Regions from separate parts of the Homo sapiens genome. Here region 2 is linked to region 1. Evidence: chromatin contacts called from ENCODE Hi-C or POLR2A ChIA-PET data. All regions are on one chromosome and are shown on one strand. Each heading gives the region's core, a stretch centred on a gene start or an enhancer-like site at or near the end of the contact. The rest is flanking DNA. Distances are from core to core; before and after follow the strand shown.

Region 1 (6,767 bases), core at 1,805-4,304:
CAATTGCCTTTATCCAGTTAAATTAAAGGAGCTGCCAGGTTTTTTTCCCCCAAAACATTTAATGCCTACCCACTATGTATAAAGTCGTAACGAAGTTAAAAGTAAATTAAGATTCATTAACCGGAGTGTCACTCTGCTCAGAACACTTTCAGAGATGCTGTTTCATTTAATTCTCTCAAAACCCTTAAGTGGGAAAAAGTAAGAAGTGTGTTTGATTGACGAAGGAATGGACGCTCAGAGAAAGTAAATAATTTGCCAGTGTAGCACACTAGTAAGTGGATTTTTATCCAAACCCACTGGAGCACCCCACAATTCATGATCTTTATACCATGAACATGGCTATTAAGCAACATAAGGACTCTCACAATTCCCTGTGGAAGGGGTAGATTGACAGCAAGCAGTCACAGTAAATCTGCTTGGCTGAGCTTGAGCTTTCAGAGCAATGGTTCTCAGATGGATGGGAACATTAGGCTGGGCACGGTGGCTCACAGCACTTTGGGAGGCTGAGGTGGGAGGATCACTTGAGGTCTAGAATTCAAGACCAGCCTGGCCAACATGGTGAAACCCCGTCTCTACTAAAAATACAAAAATTAGCTGGGCACGGTGGCCCATGCCTGTAATCCCAGATACTCAGAAGGTTGATGCAGGAGAATCTCTTGAACCCAGGAGGCAAAGGTTTCAGTGAGCCGAGATCACATCACTGCACTTCAGCCTGGGCAACAGATGAGTAAGACTCTCTCAAAAAAAAAAAAAAAAAAGACAGATGGGGATATTAGAATTATCTAAAGAGATTTAAAAAAATACCAGTGCCTGGGTGGCCGCCAGAGATTCTGCATCAGTATTTTTCAAAAGCACTCAAGATAATTTGGCCAGGGGTTAGAACCACTACTTAAAAAAAACAAACCAGATATTTCTATCCATAATGGAAGATTCATATTTTTAAAAATTACCCTTTTTCTGACATTTGATATTTATCTAGGATTACAATAATTATGCTAATTAGTTCTAGTCTATTTTTGTCTGAATACATTTTAGGTATTCAATAAACACTAATTTTCAGTTTCCCTTCCCTGTCACTTTTCTTTGTAAACGATAATAATTTGGAATTTGACTTTGTATCTTTTCTATGTGGTGTTCACAACATTCTTGACATCCTGAGACATTTCTGAATTCCTGAAATCAAAAATATCAAAACACTTATATAGGCTTTTCCGATAGGTGTATCCTCTAAGAACTGGTTTTTATGTCGTATCTGGTGTCTTTGAGGCCTAGATAAGACCAAAACATGAGACAAGTGGCAAAGGCAACATCTTGGGAGGAAGGGAAAGGGTTGACCAAGGCTTGTCCCCTATTTTAACTGTTCTTTGCTTCTTCCCTTTTTCCAGTTCTTATTTTTGCTTCTGAATACAAAATGGTTTTGCTGAATCATTTAAGTGAATCCCCTTTAGGGGAAATACACATGCCTGGAATCACTTTCTAAAGCCAGGCCTTTTGTAGGGATGAGAACTCAAAGATAATATGGCTGGGTGCGGTGGCTCACGCCTGCAATCCCAGCACTTTGGGAGGCTGAGGTGGGCGGATCACTTGAGTTCAGGAGTTTGAAACCAGCCTGGCCAATATGGTGAAACCCTGTCTCTACTAAAAATACAAAAAATAAAAATAAAAAAATTAGCCAGGTGTAGTGGCGGGCATCTGTAATCCCAGCTACTTGGGAGGCTGAGGCAGGAGAATTTCTTGAACCCAGGAGGCAGAGGTTACAGTGAGCCCAGATAGCGCCACTGCACTCTATCCTGGGAAACAAAGAAAGGCTCCGTCTCAAAAACAAAAAATTATATATATATATATATATAAATAATAGATGGCGGCCAGGCGTGGTGGCTCACGCCTGTAATCCCAGCACTTTGGGAGGCTGAGGCGGGCGGATCACAAGGTCAGGAGATGGAGACCATCCTGGTTAACAGGGTGAAACCCCATCTCTACTAAAAATACAAAAAATTAGCCGGGCGTGGTGGCGGGTGCCTGTAGTCCCAGCTACTCAGGAGGCTGAGGCAGGAGAATGGCGTGAACCCGGGAGGCGGAGCTTGCAGTGAGCCGAGATCATGCCACTGCACTCCAGCCTGGGCGACACAGCGAGACTCCGTCTCCAAAAAAAAAAAAAAAAAAAAATAGATGGTTAAAAATAAACACCATGGCACTTCTTGATGAGTACATTTAAGTAACTGCACAAGTCACAGTAGCATGGAAGAATCAGGATTTGAAGTAGACTCCAAATCCATCATTCTGAACTTTTGGCTGGAAGAAGAATAGTGATTAAAGTGTTTCCCAGCTGTGAGAGCCTGACAAGTTTTGTCCATCTCCATGATACACAGTTTTCTCATCTATAAAATGGAAATAATAATAGTATCTACCTCTTGGGATTATGAAAAGAATTAAATGAGATGATATATGTAGAGCACAACATCCCTCAACACAACTCTATAGGTAGCCACCTTATTCTGCACTCATAAAAGGCAGGTCTCAAGAACACAACACACAGACCCTGTGGGAGCTGCATTATCCCAGCAAAGAAAAAGGAAAAGCATTCCCTCGCTTCATTTCTGCTGATTTTGAAATAATCATCAGTGACTAACAACTTCACTGAAACAATACAAAAGTTTCCTTCTTTTTTTTTTCTTTTAGAGATGGGCTCTTACTACGTTGCCCAGGCTAGTCTCGAACTCCTGGGCTCAAGCAATCTACCCTCCTTGGCCTCCCAAAGTGCTGGGACTACAGGCATGAGCCACTGTGCCTGGCCTAAGAGCTTATTTTTGGAAAAACAAACACGAACTTTCATTCAGTTTCCTATGCCAAATTCCATGCCTTCTTCTGCTCTCATGACTGACTCACGAAATAAAGATGTGTACAATCTTTCTAACACAGTGGCTCTCAACCGGCGGGTTATTTTACCCACCCACCTCCACCCCAAGAGGATATTTGGCAATGCCTGGAGACATTTTTGGTTGTCAGAACCGGGCTGGAGGTGGCAAGGCGTCGGGGGATGATATTGGCATCTAGTGGGTAGAGATGAGTGATGTTGCTAAATATCCTACACTGCACAGGAAAGGCCCCACAGCGAAGTGTGCAAATGTCATTGGTGCTGAGGTTGGGAAGTCCTGTTCTAACTCTATGCTGTTGACTGATCACTGTGGGATGCTGGCCACTGGCCACTTAAAGCATCAGGGCCAAATTCACTTAAAGCATCAGGGCCAAACGCTTGCGAGCCAAGAGACCAGACATGAAGATAAACGTAGTTAAGATCCAGTCAAGATTCTATGAAGTAGGAAGTACATAAAACAGGGAGGAACTAGATCTCAGTGGTCAGAAGAAACAGATGAGACTCAGGAATATGAAAGTTGAGATTTTCCAGAGACAGTGACAAGCCAAACCATCTTTTTTTTTTTTTTTTTTTTTTTTTTTTTTTTTTTTTTTTGACAGAGTCTTGCTCTGTCACCCAGCAGGAGTGCAATGGCACGATCTCGGATGACTGCCTCCCGGGTTCAAGCGATTCTCCTGCCTTAGCCTCCCAAGTAGCTGGGATCACAGGCATCCACCACCAAGCCTGGCTAAGTTTTTGTATTTTTAGTAGAGAGGGGGTTTTGCCATGTTGGCCAGGCTGGTCTTGAACTCCTGACCTCAGGTGATCCACCCACCTTGGCCTCCCACAGTGCTGAGATTACAGGTGTGAGCCACCATGCCCAGCCCCAACCATCTTTTATTGAGTGTAATCAAATAGCAGAGACTGCCCTCTGCCTTTTTGTATCATTCACACCTAATAAACTGTGATCTTAAGATCCAGGATTTTAGGGCGACTGGATTTAAAAAAGACTGTATACGCTCCTGAAGCTTGAAACAGATCAAGAACATGTCATAACATGTGCAAATGGCTCTATTTTATTTTTCAGATGTTTCTTTCATCACTTTTCAGTGTGATCACAGTCATTGGTGCTCTGTATTGCATGCTGATATCCATCCAGGCTCTCTTAAAAGGTCCTCTCATGTGTAATTCTCCAAGCAACAGTAATGCCAATTGTGAATTTTCATTGAAAAACATCAGGTAAGTAACTTGATTTTCACAGGCTTACTGTCTCACACAGTTGAACTAGTTTGATTAGATTAATGCAGTACTGGAACAATGCCATGTTTTTATTTGATGCAACTGCCGGGACAAACGGATTCTTAGGAATTTTAGTACATTAACGCCAGTTAGCACAACTCCACATCAAAATGGAGGAATCATTAGATTTACAATGCTCTAAAAGGACTTTTAGATATTGTCTAAAAGGACTAGTTGATCTCAAATGGCTTATGCTTGTCTTTCAAAAATCTACAGTTACATATGTGTATGTATATTAAAAAATTATGCAAATATACACCAGAAACTTAACTTTCATCCTTGGAGAATGGAAATAGGGGATTCCCTTTATGAGAGTGAAGAGAACATTTACTTTCTACACTTCTGAACTAATTAAATTTGTCAACCATGAGCAAATATTACATTTACAATTTAAAAAATTTAATAAAAACACAATAAATAAAATGCAGAGCCTTGCCTGTAGGCTTAAATGGAAGAGCAACCAATGGATTCATACAGATATGCTATAAATATACTGTATGCATGGGAATGAATCCAAATTTTAAGTCATGTAATAACAAGTAATACTGGAGAGTTACATGTACTTAATAAGTGGCTCATTTTAGTCTTTTAAGTACATCATTCTGTGACTGAATCTAGACACAATTTGTAAAAACTGGAAGAAAAAAACTATCTAATCCATTACCTCTCTGTATAGCCTGCTCAGTTTAGCAAATAACCAGAATTTACTTTTGTAGTTACATACAAAAAATTTTTTCTCCTTTTCCCTTACCTTGCTACATTAAAAAAGAAAGTCCCTCAAATTTTGTGTAGCATATTTGTTTTGAACCAAAACCCAAGGAAGGCCAGGCACAGCGGCTCACGCCTGTAATCCCAGCACTTTGGGAGACCAAGGCAGGTGGATCGCTTGAGGTCAGGAGTTTGAGATCAGCCTGGTCAACATGGTGAAACTGCATCACTACTGAAAATACAAAAATGAGCCAGGCGTGGTGGCACGCGCCTCTAGTCCCAGCTACTCAGGAGGCTGAGGCGGGAGAATTGCTGGAACCCAGGAGGCGGAGGTTGCAGTGAGCCAAGATCAAGCCACTGCACTCCAGTCTGGGTGACAGAGTGAGACTGTGTCTCAAAAACAAAGCCAAGGAAAGTCTCCTTGCTAATAGACTTGAAGTAAAGGGTTAAAGATTTCTACCACAGATGCTATGCACATTAAATCCCCAGGGAATGACAACAGCCCACAATGTACCAGGCACCAGGCTACGCTCTGCAGACAACAGCGCTCAGATATTCTCAGCCTAGTTGCGGAGATGGGCTAGGCTAGCAAAGTTACAAGAGAGTGATCCTTGGCTTGCTACACATTTCACAAAACACTCATATTCCATGTGCTGAAAATACTGTTGTTTTCCCAGGTTGAATGTCAGTTGCTGATATCCAGCAATGCAAACTCCCTAAGAACATTCCATTTTACTCTACAGTAAACAAACAAAAAATCATCTTGAGATAGATGTATTAGGGCTAAAAGTTTCTCATTTTCCACAGCCCCGTTAAGAACAGGCACATCACTTTAATCAGACATATTTAATCAGTAAAAACTGTACATCTGGTTGAAGAACGGACGCCACGCTGTAGTTCTGCACTAAGAACTGAGCTCATTTAATGGGGGTGGCGGGGGGTAGGGGAGGCTCCTTAGTTTTTATATCTAGCAAGTAGAAGAGTATCTGAATAAATAAAATAAATAGGTTGAACCACGAAAAACTGTTGACATTCAACTATTTCTGACATCCCAAAACAGCAGTTTCATACCGTTCAACCTAAGAGAAGATGTACCATAGAGATGCTTGTTAAATGATGGGCTATATAAGTAATAAAAGTTTTGTAACTAGTAGAGTATATGGACACATGCTCAGAAACCCTGATCTCTGTCATTTCTGGGCACGATATTTCAAAAGTACATTCGTTTCACTCATTCTTTTATGTGCACAATGCTACTTTCCTTTGGTCAGGGATATTTCTGAATATCTGATTTTTATCTTTTGTTTTTCAGTGACATTCATCCAGAATCCTTCAACTTGCAGTGGTTTTTCAATGACTCTTGTGCACCTCCTACTGGTTTCAATAAACCCACCAGTAACGACACCATGGCGAGTGGCTGGAGAGCATCTAGTTTCCACTTCGATTCTGAAGAAAACAAACATAGGCTTATCCACTTCTCAGTATTTTTAGGTCTATTGCTTGTTGGAATTCTGGAGGTCCTGTTTGGGCTCAGTCAGATAGTCATCGGTTTCCTTGGCTGTCTGTGTGGAGTCTCTAAGCGAAGAAGTCAAATTGTGTAGTTTAATGGGAATAAAATGTAAGTATCAGTAGTTTGAATTAATTTGAGAAGTACACTTGTTTTCAAAGTCATCTTTGAGATGATTTAAAAAATCAACCCTTCACGTAGAAAGCACGTTGTAAATGCATAACACTCTCATATCAGTGGTTGATTTGGGAAAGGTGGAGAGAATTTTCAATTAGTTTTGTGTTGTACTATTCAAATTTTTTACCTCTTCACTGTGTGTAGAGAAAGGAGAAGGGAAGGAGGATGAGAAGGAACGGAAGTCATCCTGAAAATAAAAGTACAGGACTTTTTTTTTTTTTT
Region 2 (7,194 bases), core at 2,697-5,196, 150 kb before region 1:
CAGCCTGGCCAACATGGCGAAACCCTGTCTCTACTAAAAATGCAAAAAATTAGCCAGGCGTGGTGGTGGGTGCCTGTAATCCCAGCTACTTGGGAGGCTGAGGCATGAGAATTGCTTGAACCCAGGAGGCGGGGGTTGCAGTGAGCCGAGATCGCACCATTGCACTCCAGCCTAGGTGACAAAAGCAAAACTCAGTCTCCAAAAAAAAAAGAAAAATGTAGTCTATTTTGGAAAGTAGTAAGAATACAAATTTTGATAGAGCATGCAAGTCAGAGCTAATGTGCTCCTGAATGAAGGTAAAGACCTCTGCTGTAAACCACAACAAATGTTCCCTCAGGACCAAAACAGGCTCTGAACAGATTCTCTTGGGTTGAAACAGAGTTCCTCAAGCAAACAAGAAGCTCGTTACTTCCCCATTATTTATTCCCTCTATTTTGACTCTCTGCCCCATCTTGTTAACCTCCCAAGATGAAAGTATCCACTATGCAATACTATTAAAGAAATAACCAAAAGTTCATAGTTAATGAGTCTTAGTAACTTAAATTGTGCTCATATAGCTAAAAATGAAGAACCCTCAGTAGCTGAACACTAGCTTTATAGATATAGTCCCTATTCCATAGCAAGGGGCTTACTAGCTATATGTACAACCTGTTGGAATTAATTTTTAAAAATTAACATCTGATAGATTTAGTTAGGGAAAAGTAAATGCTCCCTTCTTAACCAGAAAGTAAACTGATTTCTTAGGTCAAAAGAAAAAATATTTTGAGCAAAGGCTACAACAGACAATTAAGTAGATGGATTACTACACCAGAGCTTTAGCATAGTGCCTAGTATACAGAAGATGAAACTCAATAAATTAAAAAAAGATATGACTCAGTAAATACTTGCTAAATTAATGATTTTTAAGAACGGAGGCTTTGTAGGGCAAAACATATTTAAAGAAGCTAACAGAGATAGGGAATGATTAGAAGGAAGAATCCCTAACTTTCCTGGTAATTATTACAACAAAAAGCCTGCTGCCAGGAACAGATGAGTTAAGATAAAGTAGAAGTAAAGGTTTTCAGAAACCAAACCAACAAAAAGCCAAGGGATAATGAATTATATACCTATCTAGTTCTCACTGTCTGTCTTTTATCCTTCATTGTGTCAGACTAACCTTACCCATAGTTAATATGTGATTTGGGGAGGCTTTATTCTACATACAAACTCTTCACTCACCATCTTTTCTTTTCATACTTTTCTTGTAGAAACTCTTTCACTTTTTGTGGATCCCTGAAGTCTGGAATTGCTGAAGATCTATCATCAAATAATCCTAGCCAAATCTGTTTACAGACCTTTGGAAAGAATTAAAAAAATATATGTTAAATTCAACATCTTCACTTAATGAAATTTTAAGGGGATACTATGATTCTTTCAGGAAGCTAATCTACATAATAATTTTAATAATATGCTTTCAATGAGGATACTAATAAACAGGAACTAAATTTATTTTTAATATGTTGCAGTATGCAGTAAAATTTTAGCAACAAAATCATTAAAAAGGGGAAATGAAGAGTGAAGTGGGATTTCAGAGGACCTGGGGTCTTTTCAGTCTTGGCATAATCATAAACTTCACCATTAGCAAAGTCATGTAACCTGCTCAGTTCCCTTACAAAACAAAGGAACTGAACCAATGGCTATTTCACAGGCCCTTTAGCAAGTCTAAAAAACCAAAAAGAACAAACAAAAATACTAGAATCATAAACACTTTAAAATTGTAACAATAAACACAAATATAAGGCAAACACACTATTAGCTTTATAGCTGTCTCCTATGCATTTTTGGTCCAATAGCTAAAAAATGAGAATCTGAGATATTTAACTTTCAGAAAAACCAAAAGAGAAATGAAATAAAATAGCACAAAAAGAACTATAAAGAGAAAAACTGATAAAGCAGACTTCATCAAAATAAAAAACTATTCTTCAAAAAAACTTAAAAAGTACAAAAATCAAGACACCAACTGATCAAAAGTATTTGTAAAATGTATAAGAACTTGAAACTGGAATATATAAAGAATTCCTACAACTCAATTATAAAAGACAGATAACCCAACACTTGTTTTGGTTTTTGTTTGTTTGAGAAAAGGTCTGTCTCTATCACCCAGGATGGAGTGCAGTGGTGCAATCTCAGCTTATTGCCTCCCAGGCTCAAGCCATCCTCCCACTTCAGCCTCCTGAGTAAGCTGGGACTACAGGAGTGCAGCACCACAGGTGGCTAATTTTTTGTATTTTTTGTAGAGATGGTGTTTCACCATGTTGCCCAGGCTGGTCTCGAACTCATGAGCTCAAGCGATCTGCCCGCCTCAGCCTCCCAAAGTGCTGGGATTACAGGCGCGAGCCACCATGCCCAGCCAACACTTGTTTAAAGCGGGGGCAAAAGGTCTGAACAAACACTTCACCAAAGATATCAGCAGCCCACTATCATTAGTCATGCATAAAATGCAAATTAAAATGACACTGAGGCCGGGTGCAGGCGGATCACCTGAGGTCAGGAGTTCGGGACTAGACTGGCCAAAATGGTGAAACCCCATCTCTACTAAAAATACAAAAAAATTAGCCAGGCGTAGTGGTGCATGCCTGTAATCCCAGCTACTCAGGAGGCTGAGTCAGAAGAATGGCTTGAACCCAGGAAGGGGAGGTTGCAGTGAGCCAAGATCATGTCATTGCACTCCAGCCTGGGCGACAAGAGCAAAACTCTGTCTTTAAAAAAAAAAAAAAAAAAAAAAAGACACTGAGACTCCACAAGACAGACATGCATATACTACTAGAAAAGCCGAAAACAAAGTGTGACTGCATCATGTGTTGGTAACAATGTGGAACAACCGGAATTCTTTAGAATGTAAAATGGTGTAAGCACTTTGGAAAACATTTGGCAGTTTCTCAAGAGTTAAACATAGACCTAGCATATGATGTAGCCATTCTACTTCTAGGTATTTATTCAAGAAAAATAAAAGCACTTTTCCACACTCAGACTGTACATAAATATTTGTAGCAGCTTTACTGATAATAACCCCAAACTGGAAATCACCCAATTGTTCATAAACAAGTGAATAAACAAATGGGAGAATATCCAAAGAAGAACATTATTCAGCAATTAAAAGGAGAAAACCATTAATACAAGAAACATGAATAAACCTCAAGATTATGCTGAAAGAAACATGTGCACCCCCCCACCAAAACGTATATACTGCATATTTCCATTCATTTAAATTTTTAATGTAAACCAGTCTACAGCGATGAAAAGCAGATCAGTGGATTCATTACAAAGGGTTGCACAATGAAAATATATGCTATCTTGTTATTGTGGTAGTGGTTTCATGATACATACAAATGTCAAAACTCATCAAATTGTACACTTTAAGTATGTACACGTTATCAGTTTAAATATCCAAGTTATCAACTATTCCTCAGCAAAATTATCAAAAACAAGTCCACGAGTTTCCAAAATACATTATTCTAAAGAATAAGCAATTACGACACTATGAAAAGAGCATAGTATCTGGTTTCAAAAACCCTGACAAGTATTTAAGAAATCAGGGAAGGAAAAGCGTACTTCTCAATCTTACCTGCTCACTGAACTGGGTATGGGAGAAATAAGAGAAAGGTTAGGAGAAAGGACTTGCCCTTCTCCTTTCCTATCATGTCCCCAAATCTGTTTCAAAACATTTCTTGTGGGTCGGGCGTGGTGGCTCACGCCTGTAATCCCAGCACTATGGGAGGCCAAGGCAGGCGGATCATGAGGTCAGGAGATCGAGACCATCATGGCCAACATGGTGAAACCCCACCTCTACTAAAAATACAGAAAAAACAAATAGCTGGGCATGGTGGCGCATGCCTGTAACCCCAGCTACTCCAGAAGCTGAAGCAGGAGAATCGCTTGAACCCGGGAGTCAGAGGTTGCAGTGAGCCGAGATTGCGCCACTGCACTCCAGCCTGATGACAGAGTGAGACTCCGTGTCTGTCTGTCTATATATATATTTCTTGTGGTTCCTTCCTATTCCAGGCTCAGTACAGATACTATAAAGTCATTTAGGAAGTGACAGTTAAAACGAGTGAGAACTAGAGTAAGGCACAATCCATTATGAAAACATTTCACTGGCAACGCCTGAGAAGTACAGACATCCAGGAACATTAGTACAACTTACTGCCAGAAATACTACAGACCTTTAAGAGACCCAGCTTGTCCAATATTTAGCCACTTACAAAGAACTACATGGGACTCTCCTCAGGCAGAAACCTAACTAATGATTCTCCCAAAATGTAATTCTTTAAGATTTTTAAAGATTTATCAGTTACATTCATAAAGGGAGGCCTGGAAGTTTTTCATTCTTCTATTTTAAAACTTCCCAAATGAGAAAACAAGAGACAGGGTAGTTATTTACCCAAAGCCATGAAACTATTGACTGTATTTGATGGACACTTTACTATATTCCAAAACCTCTGCCACATACCACTTTTAAAACTAAAATCAATAAATGAATAAATAATAAGCATACAAATAAATAAATAAAATGAAGCAGATGGGCTAAGGGCAGACAGATCATAGAGCTGCCATCTTGGCACTCGTAACGCAAAGCAAAGATGGAGTGCTTGATGATAAACTATTTGACATAAGCAGCCTGCAGGATTCCCTCAAAATTGTTTACTAACTGCTGTGGTTCTGTTCCTGCTCTCTGGAAGGTCACACTGCTAGAGAAAAAAGTCATTAAAAATAGCTGCTTGAGTCCTCTACAAATTCAAACTGTCTCACTGTCAAAGTCCCTCAAAGTTATTAATCGGCTCTAATTTCCTATTATATTGCCCCACAGCAGCTATTTCCTATATTTATAGATCAAAATCCTAACCAATCTTAACACTCTTGACAGTTGAATTCTTACTCAAGTGAAGTAACTCTCAATATGTGATTCCCAGTTCCGTAAATCAGCAAGCAACATCAGTGTCAACTAAGAACTTGTTGGAAATGCAAATTTTCAGGAGCAACCCAAGACATGTGAAATCAGTCCCTCTAGGTAGAACCCAGCAATCTGTTTTATCAAGTCCTCCAGGTTATTCTGAAGTGGGCTAAAGTTTGAAAACCAATGCTTTAGTAACATCTAGGCCACCAGATGGAAACTTACTTTCTACCTGTAATTTTATTCATCTTTCCTTGCCTCTGTATCAGAACACCAGAGAGAGAGGGAAAGAGAGATTCAAACTATACACAGCTTTCAGCATCTCCCAAATTTAGCCAGTAAGCCTATTACGGGGTAAGATTCATTTAACACAGACAGTGTTTCAGTGACACACCTGGGAAAACATCAATCTCTAATTCCTTATGACCTACTCACAGTTTAGTCCCTGAAAGGTTGCATTCTGCTCCCAACATTCTACTAACATTGCTATTTCAGGCATCTAGATTTGCTGATAGAGTATAAAGTCTCTTTTCTGCTTGTTTTGGTTTTTTACTAAAATAAACACCATCAACTGAAAAAAGGGGGTTTCAAGGTTGGGAAAAAAGGGAGAGAATGAACTAACTAGGAAGCACTGAAGACTTGTGGCCATCAATATATAAAGTGAAACTAGTCCGAAGGCTTTTTTTCTCCAGCTTTATCTGGCTATTTAGGTAAAAGTAGGTAGAATATTGGTTTAATCAAGCAGAATATGACAGAAGTTGGAAAAAGGTGATTATATTAACAGACCATGGAATCTAAGCTAAGAAAAATAAAGACATCAGGAGGAAGACGGATAACAAAGGGATTTAGTGAAATGAAGGAATAGAGATGCTGATGATTGTCCCAAAATTGTTGGCTCCAGTATTAGAGTAAGCCAGGAAGAGAGAATCAGTGGTGGTCAGAGAGCTGGATGCTTGAAACTGAAATCTGGGAGGTGATACAGTTATCAATCAATAAAAGGTCTAAAGTAGTATGAAGGATCACTGGAGGTCAAGGAATTCAGAGGGCCATGCAGATATCTACGTGGATACTGGAATTGCCAAAATGATTAACACTAGTGAGAATAAAAACAGTACCTAAAATGAATGAGGGGGCTGAATACGATGGCTCACTCCTGTAATCCCAGCACTTTGCGAGGCCCAAACGGATGGATTGCTTGAGCCCAGGAATTCAAGACCAGCCTGGGCAACATGGCAAAATACAGTCTCTACAAAAAATATAAAAATTCACTGAGCATGGTGGTGCATGTGTAGTCCCAGCTACTCGGGAGGCTGAGGTGAGAGAATCACCTGAGCCTGGCAAGTAGAGGTTGCAGTCACCCTTGATCATACCACTCTACTCCATCCTGGGTGTCATACAGTGAGACCCTGTCTCTAAATAAATAAATAAATACTGAATGAGGGAGACCGACTGGTATGACTGCAACAAGAAGATGCAGCAAGTGATAAAATCTATTGACATTAAAAGTGGGGGTGAGGGGCTAAAAACAGCACTGAGGAGCAAGAATGACACCTAAAACAAGGAATTATATGCAACAATGGAATTGGTTTTGATGGTCTCTTTTGGGGGAGGTGAATAATCAATTCTAATTGTAGAATAATGTGATGGTTATGGTAGTTAATGAGCTTGGACAAGGGAATCAGACTGCATGAGTTTGAATTCCAACTCTGTATGCTGCTATTTGACTTGAGCAAGTTAACATTTATCTGTAAAATGCAAATAATAATATAACCTATTTCATAGGGAGGTTTAGAGTTAAGTAAATTAATATATGTTTTGTACTGGGAACAGGTATATAAACTTTAAATAGTATTAGTTTGGCCAGGTGCAGTGGCTCACGTCTATAATCCCAGCACTTTGCGGGGTCAGGAGGTAAAGACCAGCCTGGACGAAATGGTGAAACCCCGTCTCTACTAAGAACACACACAAAAAAATAAGCCGGGCATGGTGGCATGCACCTGTAATTCCAGCTACTCAGAAGGCTGAGGCAGGAGAATTGCTTGAGCCCGGGAGGCAGAAGGTGCAGTGAGCTGAGATCGTGCCACTGTACTCCAGCCTGGGTGACAGAGCAAGACTGTCTCAAAAAACAACAAAAAAAATTGTATTAGTTATATTACTTTTGGGCCTGGTCTCTTAAGTGGTTTGCAGTGATGGGCTATGGAGTGATGAAATAAGCAATGACTGGGAAGGGTGGTCTTACCAGGAAAATACAGGAAGCTGTAGAT

What was found. Hi-C counts contacts between places; a loop is a spot of excess contacts on that map. ChIA-PET counts read pairs that join two places held with the same protein, here RNA polymerase II (POLR2A). Pooled maps may share reads with other maps.
Region 2: a loop to region 1 is called in a pooled map, with 4 times the contacts of the local background. The contact joins two enhancer-like sites. A Hi-C loop is called at or near these places in 3 of 50 pooled maps. POLR2A ChIA-PET finds 5 or more read pairs at or near these places in 3 of 52 experiments (CD4-positive, alpha-beta T cell, activated T-cell and activated naive CD4-positive, alpha-beta T cell).

What each region holds. Positions count from the first base shown.
Region 1 is chr2:227,363,419-227,370,185 of GRCh38, reverse strand. It overlaps TM4SF20 (transmembrane 4 L six family member 20), which reads left to right. Exons shown (of 4, transcript NM_024795.4): 3 at 3,942-4,093; 4 at 6,174-6,767. The coding sequence ends at 6,462. Among named protein-coding and RNA genes, the nearest start is that of TM4SF20, 13 kb to the left of the region's middle. Within about 2 kb of position 3,054, at least 8 of the 41 ENCODE cell types and tissues checked have a DNase peak (open chromatin) inside an H3K27ac peak, as active enhancers do.
Region 2 is chr2:227,514,088-227,521,281 of GRCh38, reverse strand. It overlaps AGFG1 (ArfGAP with FG repeats 1), which reads right to left. Exons shown (of 13, transcript NM_004504.5): 3 at 1,219-1,334. Among named protein-coding and RNA genes, the nearest start is that of AGFG1, 46 kb to the right of the region's middle. Within about 2 kb of position 3,946, at least 8 of the 41 ENCODE cell types and tissues checked have a DNase peak (open chromatin) inside an H3K27ac peak, as active enhancers do.